2 separate regions of the Mus musculus genome follow, and region 2 is linked to region 1. The links are chromatin loops, found by intact Hi-C in ENCODE. Cell type or tissue: heart. All regions are shown on one strand.

Region 1 (4,000 bases):
AGGTGAGGGAGGAGGACTCAGCCCCCCTGGAAGGAGCTGGTACCCTGAAGGCTGGCACCCCACTTCCAACCTCGCACATCAGGACTTCTTTACCCCATGGCAACATTTCCAAGATCCTGTATGGTTTCCAGTTGCTTCAGAAGAGCGGGCTGTCCAGGCTGGAGAGAGAAACCAGTGGGCACTCCCTCTTCCACTACACAGAACTTCACGTGCTACTTACTAGTGTTTGGTTTTGTTTGTTTGTTTGTTTTTTGTTTTTCGAGACAGGGTTTCTCTGTGTAGCCCTGGCTGTCCTGGAACTCACTCTGTAGACCAGGCTGGCCTCGAACTCAGAAATCCACCTGCCTTTGTCTTCCAAGTGCTGGGATTAAAGGTGTGTGCCACCACTGCCTGGGGCTACTACTATTTGAAAGGCAGAGTTCTATACAAAAGGCTGGCTGGAGCATGCCGGCGCCCACCCACCCCCACCGTGCTTCTCTCTCTCCCTCCTCCCCCTCCCTGATGGTCAGCTTGCTCAGTAAGATCAGGGATTCCCTGTCTACCTCTCCCCCACATCCCCTGTGCCTAGGGCTGCCCAGGGTAGCAGAGGTCAGCTGCCTCACTCTCTACCACGTCAGGCTCCACCAAAGAGGACCCCATGACGGTGCATGTTGTTCGAGTGAACCAAAGGGCTTTCCGCCTGGAATGGTGCCCCAAGTGCCTCTTCCATCGCCCACCCCGAACCTACCACTGCCCGTGGTGCAACATTTGCGTGGAGGTGAGAATTCCCTCGCTCACTGCCTGTCTCCTAGACCTGGCCAGAACCTTATGTGGGCCAGGGGTCAGTGGGAGAGTTTTCCCTGACAGATGAGGGCCAAGGACGACTGTATGTCCATTTGCTCTTGATCCTTCACACAGGTCACTGCCGTTGTGCCTGTGTCCATTCAGGAAGGGTGGTATGTCACTGTGGGCACTTTCACGTGTTCTGGTCCTGGGGGAGTGGGCAGGGATGACAGTCCCAAACCTGTCTCCTGGTTTTCTGCCACGGGCTATCTATACCCTTCATTTGGCTGTAGGCCGGATCTGGGGACTTTTCCTGTCCTCCTTTGGTTATTGAGGTTGGGAGGGTGTCAGTTTGTGTAAGCTTGTCTCACATGTACTGGCGGACCAGCTTACAGATGTGTGGAGGGAAGCTGCTGGGGAAAGGTTAGAGTAAGCGACCAAAAGGGCTGAGTTGTCTGAGCTAATGGAAGCTGGGAGGAAGGACGGATCCCGGAGGCCTTTCCCTCACCCTGTAACAGGACTTCGACCACCATTGCAAGTGGGTCAATAACTGCATCGGTCACCGCAACTTCCGCCTCTTCATGCTGCTGGTCCTGTCACTCTGTCTCTACTCGGGAGCCCTGCTGGTCACCTGCCTGACATTCCTATTTCGCACAAGGCATCTGCCCTTCTCCCTGGACAAGGGGATGGCGTATCTACTTATGCGCGAGCAGGGGGGAGGGGCTCAGGCAGGTGAGAGATGAGGTCTCAGAGGGTGGAGCCAGTGATGGATGAAGCTAGCAGAAGCCACTTCAGAGGTTCAGTGTGGGCCAATGAAAGTGGGGAAATGGACGAAGTTTAAAAAAAAAACCAGGCTGGGCAGAGGTGACGCACGCCTTTAATCCCAGCACTTGGTAGGCGCTGGGAGGCAGAGGCAGGCAGATTTCTGAGTTCGAGGCCAGCCTGGTCTACAGAGTGAGTACCAGGACAGCCAGGGCTACACTGAGAAACCCTGTCTCGAAAAAAAAAAAAAAAAAACAAAAAATTAGAACCTAGTAAGGCCATAGAATAACGAAAGCCTAAAAGGGACAAAGCAGAGCAACATCGTAGTGGTATAGGGTTGGGGGGAGTAATGGTGGGAAGGGGAAGATGGGCTGCACTGGGCGTGGCTCCTTAGCTGGCGAGCATCCTGGTGGCTGTGCCCGCTGCGGGCTTTTTGATTCCGCTCTTCCTGCTGCTGCTGATCCAGGCCCTATCTGTGAGCAGGGCGGAGAGCTCCTACGAGAGCAAGGTATGTGGGGCGGAGCGTGGGCATCCAGACGTTCCGCTATGGGAAGCATCCTGAGCCCTCAGGATCTGATTTTCCATTGCCTTTGTCCCCTGAGGGTCAGGCCTTCAGTACTCATCTTCTAAGTAGCAGCTCGGACCACAGCGCCACCTGCTGGATCCCAGCGGTCGCTCTCCGTCCGGGGTGCACGACTGTGTGCTAGGCTGTGTGTGTCTGGGTATCTGGGAAAGCTACATCCTGCATTTAACCTGCTAACACCGTGGACCACACCAAGAGAGATCAGTCTAGGGCTGTTTAGTTTAGACCAAGAGAAGGAGCTAGGAGTTAAGCAGGCCTGACACACCATTCTGCGTCCTGGAGTGATTTCAAAGGGACAGAAGACAGAGCTTGCCAGCTTTGCAAAAAGAACCAAGGAGCTAGAACATTTCCCCTTCCAGGACTGGGAACCGAACCCAGGGTCTGGAAAATGCTAGGCAAATGCTCTACCTCTCAGCTGTATCCCAAGCCTCTCTTCCCTCCCCACCCCCACCCCCTTTTAAAATTGAGACAGTCTCAGGCAAACCTTGATCTTCGATCTTGCTGACTGCTGGAGTTAATGACTTCAAGTCCAGCTTGAAAGAAGGTTGTTAAGAGAGTGAGGGAACAGCTCTGATTCAAGCTGGCAATTGAGCAGACCCCTTCCAGATGGTCACATTAAAGCAGCCAGTAAAATCAAGCGTGGGACATAGAAACCCTGGGCAGTAGAAAGCCCGGAGTCATTGGAGGTGTATCTGAAAATAGTATTTTTAGTCTAGAAGTGTTTTTCATGGCCTCTTTGTAGTGGATTTGTTTTCTTATTACAGCCCCCAGTAATGGTTGATTTGTTTTCTACCCTTAGGGCTTTTGTTGTTGTTGTTTTGGGTTTGTTTGTTTTAAATCTTTCAGAATCCCACATAAATGAAGTCATTGCCTTCCGTGTCTGCCTTGGCTTGCTTACTACAACACACTTGAGCTTCGCCCACTCTGTTCTCATCAGTTTATTCCTCTTTATTGTTGTGTAGCATTGCGTTGTATTGTAGGATGCTCTACAGATTATCTGTGCACCAACTGAAGGGTTTTTACATCATTTCTAGTTTGGAGTAATTAGAAAATGAACTCAATCCAAACACTGGTGTCCAGAAAGCAAGCTTCCCTGTCGGGAAAGTTCTTAGGAGTGGCATTGCTGGGTCACGTGGCAGCTGCGTTTCATTGTATTCTGGGTTCAGGTATGTGTTTTAAAAATATTTTCTTGAAATCCATAGCTTGTTATTTTGTTTTCTTTCCATCGTGTTTTGTTTCACACAGCAGAGTTTTTTATTGTGATGGTGTACCTGTCTGAGTGTGCATGAGCATGGTGTGTGTGGTGTGTGTGCTTGTGAGTGTGCATCACAGAAATGGATCATGTGCATCTGATGTTGTCACTCAGAAATCTTTGCTAATCCAAGATCACAAAATTCTAGTCATGTGTTTTTCTACTGAGATTCTGTCGATTTAGCTTGTACCTTTAGACTGATGAATTCTTTGGGGCTAAATTCTGTATGTGGTAAAGGCTTGCTTTTGTTTTTTGGTTTTTTTTAAGTTATTTTTATGTGTACAAGAGTTTGCCCAGATGTATCTCTGTGTACCACATACGTGCTGGGTGCCTGTGGAGTCCAAAAGAGGCTGCCAGATCCTCTGCATCTGGAGTTTCAGTTGTGAGCCTCCATATGAGTTCTGGGAACTGAACCCAAGTCCGCTTGCCAGAGCAGACAGTGCTGTCAGGAGACTGGGCTGCCGCTCCAGTCCCCAAGATTTGCTGTTTGCATACCTGCTCCACTTGTTGGCAAGGATTTCTTCCTGCATTGTGGTGTCTTTGCATATTCATTAAAAGCAGAACTGGCCAGACAGACATGGTTAATTTCTCAATAGTGTACTTCTGCCCACCCTGTACTGTCTTGCTTAGTGTTGCTTTAT
Region 2 (4,000 bases), 130 kb before region 1:
CAGAGATTGGCCTGTCTCTGTGTCCTCTATTTAACTTGTGTCTTTGTTTGTTTTGGTTTTGGTTTTTCGAGACAGGGTTTCTCTATGTATTCCTGACTGTCTTGGAACTCACTCTGTAGACCAGGCTGGCCTTGGACTCAGAAATCTACCTGCCTCTGCCTCCCAAGTGCTGGGATTAAAGGCATGCGCCACCACTGCCCGGCACCTTGTGTCTTATTTTCTAGGAGAAAAAAAAATCATTTATATAAAAAATTGGTATCTTAACTATTTCTGCATAATATACTTAAGGGTTACACTGACTTCTATTTCAACTGGCAATAAATGAAGAATGGATTATGTATGAAATTATGAAGAAGGAAAAAGAATTTGTACTAGTTTTGCTGTCATGCCTGACATTATAAAAGTTTGGTCTCAGTGTGGCAGTGCATTAAATTTGTGCATATTTGCTATTTGTTGTTTCAGACCTGTAATGGGAATGTTGGAAGTACATGTATGTGTATCTAATTGCAGAATACATTCTCCCCTGGTCTTCCTGGCTTTAGCTTTCCTAAAGGCAGAGGAAAACTTCCTGGGACTTGTAACTGTTAGGGGTTTTCTGTGTCCTCCACCTCTGAATAAAGACAGGAAGACTTATATTTATTAATTATTAATGCTTAAGGTTTTTGTGTAGGCCTCTTTCCAACTAGCTGTTATAACTTAAATTAACCCATATATGTTAATCTGTGTTCTGCCACATGGCTCATTAGTTACCTGTCTTTTAGTCCCTGTGTGCTTCTTCCTCTGTGTCTGACTCCCATAGTTCCTGTCTGCTGGAAGTCCCACCTATTCTCTCCTTCTTTGCTATAGGCTATCAGCATTTTATTAAACCAATCAGAGGATGATATAGGGGGTATTTATAAAATATGATGTAGCCAGAAATTAGCATTTGTATAATAAAAAACAGTCTTTATACAGTACACAAAAAGATAACCCCAAAAAGGGCAGGTGTAGTTGATTGTATCACCATAGTGAGAATATCTGTCATCAAGAAAACAACAAGGGCTAGAGATATGGCTTAGCAATTAAGATTATTTGTTGCTCTTGCAGAAGACCCAGGTTCAGTTCCCAGCACCCACATGGTGGCTTTTAACTGCAGTCCCAAGGGATATGATGCTTCCTTCTGGTCCCCAAAGCCAGGAGGCACGTACATATATACACTCAAACATATAAATCTTTAAAAACAAACAAACTTGATAAAAATTAAAACTATTATACCTTCAATATATTTGACATTTCTAGGGAAGGTTTGTTGAGGGGGAAGACTATTGCAGAAAATGGGCAGCACAGTTTCATAGGTGGGGCACAAGCAGCTAGCTAGAAGCCAAGATTCTTAGATTCTCTTCTCTGCTTTATGTACTAACTGAAGTTTCTAAAGGGGCAGAGTCATTAGACTATCGTGCATGTTATTGGCTGGGAGGGGGTGTGTGACGACTTCTTAGGTTAGCTTAATGGTAAAAGTTGGTGGTTCAACAATAGCTATCTGTATACTAGAGAAACAGAACACAGCAGCTGCTCAATCCAAGAAGCTATGTCTCAGCTATTCCACTCTGGTGCTGAAGGCTTACTAGGGAGCTGGAGTCTAATGATCCAATGACCACATGTGTACATGGAGAAAGAAATGGGCTTATGGACATATATACACTTCTTCCTCCAATTCCCATCCATCTAGTGGCTGGTGCTGGCTAACTTCAGAGTGGGCCTTTTTTTCCTACTCATGTGCCACAGATCTGTGCTTTCTGAAGTACAGCAAAGAGACAGGAACGTTTCACCAGTCCTGTATTTCTCCTAAACCAGTCAAGTTGACAGCCACCACAAGAATTAAACGTGTAAAATCGTACTGTATAATACCAAAAATTCTAGATATCATTTTAAAAGTTGTATTATTTACTTGCATATGTGTGTATAAATAAACATGCAATAGAAGTTGCCCCGGGGGCCAGCAGAGGGCATCAGATTTCCTTGAGCTGTGAGCTATTGGACATAGGTTGTAGGAACCAAATTCCATTTCTCCATGAGAGCATCAACTACTTTTTAACTTCTAGACTGCAGCCCAGCCTCTAGATATTTTTAAAACTATCCTTACTAATCATTGATAATTTCTTTTGGGGGAGACAGCAGGATGTGAGACAAGGTTTCTCTTTGTAGCCCTGGAACTCAGTATGTATTACATGTCTCTGCCTACACAGTGCGTTTAAGGTGTGTACCCTCTTAGAATTTGTTACAATATATTTTTATCATATTTATCCCCTATTTCTCTAACACACAGATTCACACTCAACCTGGGCATTCCTCTTAACTTTTGTAGCCCCTGTCTCTGCCTTGTCAACAACCATCAAGTCCAGTATGTGCTATTCTTACCCTGATGGTCCAGAGGACATCCACTGGAGCATGGTCACTCTACCAGGGATGATAGAATTGGTTCTCCCTGCCCCAGCAGCCATCATCTGTCAGTAGCTCCTCAGTTGGGGACTCATATCTTTTCCTTCATACCCCAGGCTAGAATGTTGTCCTGTCATGGTCCGGAAGATAAATGTTGTAGTCTGGTCCTCTCCAATGTCTGGCTCTTAAAACTTTAACTCTCTCTTTCATGATGGTCCCTAAGCCTAGCGCTAGGAGGGACAGTACTCTAGATGTCCCATGTGTGCCTGAGCACGCCACTGATGCTTGTCTCCTCACTTTGGCCAATTGTGAATTTATGTATTAACCACTGTGCTCTGCACAGAGAACTGATGAGTCCTCAGTGTCATTTTTAAAAGTGTGCTAAGTGTCTATATGGAAATTTTACTCTTACAGGCCAAAGAGTGTGGCCAGATGCAGAATAAGTGGCTGATGATAAACATTCAAAATGTACAAGACTTTGCATGCCAGTGCCTCAACCGTGATGTATGGAGCAATGAAGCTGTGAAGAATATTATCCGGGAACATTTCATTTTCTGGCAGGTGAGAACAACAGTTAATTAAAGCTTTCTTAGTATTTGTTTTTATAGTATAGGATGTTGTAGAGGCAGAATGGGGCTATAAACTGGAAAAAGTGAGTTCAATCATACTTCAGGAGCACCTTGACAAGACTATCTACAGCTCCACAGCTCAGTAGAAACATAGTTTAAGCCACACAGTTGACATTTCTCTAGAAGTACCATCTGAAAAAAATTCAAGGGAAAAGGGAAATTAACTTTAATCATATGTTTTAAGTCAATGTATGATAGAACATTAACATTTTAGTGGCATTATGTTTCTGTTTAACTGTGTGTGTTAAATTCTCAAAGTAAGGTATGTATTTCATGCTTATAGCACATGCCACCTTAAATTAGACTATTTTATCTATTTAATAGCTATATAAGGCCACTGGCTGTGTGTAAAAGATCTTAGGGCGCTCGGGAAATATTAAGATATGTTTTCTAGCCTGTGTTTTTTACTCTTTTACTGTTTGTTCTTAACATAGTATTCCTAAGTATTCCAGCTATAATAGCTTTTTGTATAAATTATCTAGTTAAAACAGGTAGCCTACCTGTCATAGTTTGGGTTTTATTCTATGATGAGACACCATAACCAAGGCCACTCTTATAAAGGCAAACTTTTTTTTTGTTTTTGTTTTGTTTTGGAGACAGGGTTTCTCTGTGTAGCCCTGGCTGTCCTGGAACTCACTCTGTAGACCAGGCTGACCTTGAACTCAGAAATCTGCCTGCCTCTGCCTCCCAAGTGCTGGGATTAAAGGTGGGTACCACCACTGCCCCAAAGGCAAACATTTAATTGGGACTGGCTTACAGTTTCAAAGGTTCAGTCTATTATCATCATGGCGGGAAGCATGGCAGTGTGCAGGCAGACGTGGTGCTGCAGAGGAGCTGAGAGTTCTATATCCTGATCTTCAGCCAGAAGACGCCCCTCCACCCCCTACCCCCCACCCCTGTACTGTGTGGAGCCTGAGCACTAGGAGACCTCAAAACCTGCCTACACAATGAAC

What was found. Peaks named below come from ENCODE experiments on the same cell type or tissue, not always from the same donor. Only the 100,000 strongest peaks of a DNase experiment are listed, where the experiment ranks them.
Region 2: a loop joins it to region 1, with 8 times the contacts of the local background. A loop is called at or near these places in 4 of 42 quality-filtered maps.

The regions. Positions count from the first base shown.
Region 1 is chr16:32,497,695-32,501,694 of GRCm38, forward strand. Zdhhc19 (zinc finger, DHHC domain containing 19) reads left to right here. Exons shown (of 9, transcript NM_199309.2): 3 at 1-2; 4 at 618-757; 5 at 1,281-1,453; 6 at 1,927-2,032. Among named protein-coding and RNA genes, the nearest start is that of Zdhhc19, 3.4 kb to the left of the region's middle. In heart, no CTCF peak of the experiment used is centred here; a DNase peak (open chromatin) is centred at 2,177; H3K4me3 peaks cover 486 bases; H3K27ac peaks cover 1,246 bases; H3K27me3 peaks cover 776 bases.
Region 2 is chr16:32,369,562-32,373,561 of GRCm38, forward strand. It overlaps Ubxn7 (UBX domain protein 7), which reads left to right. Exons shown (of 11, transcript NM_177633.4): 6 at 2,833-2,979. Among named protein-coding and RNA genes, the nearest start is that of Tm4sf19, 29 kb to the right of the region's middle. In heart, a CTCF peak has its summit at 1,984 (motif pointing right); no DNase peak of the experiment used is centred here.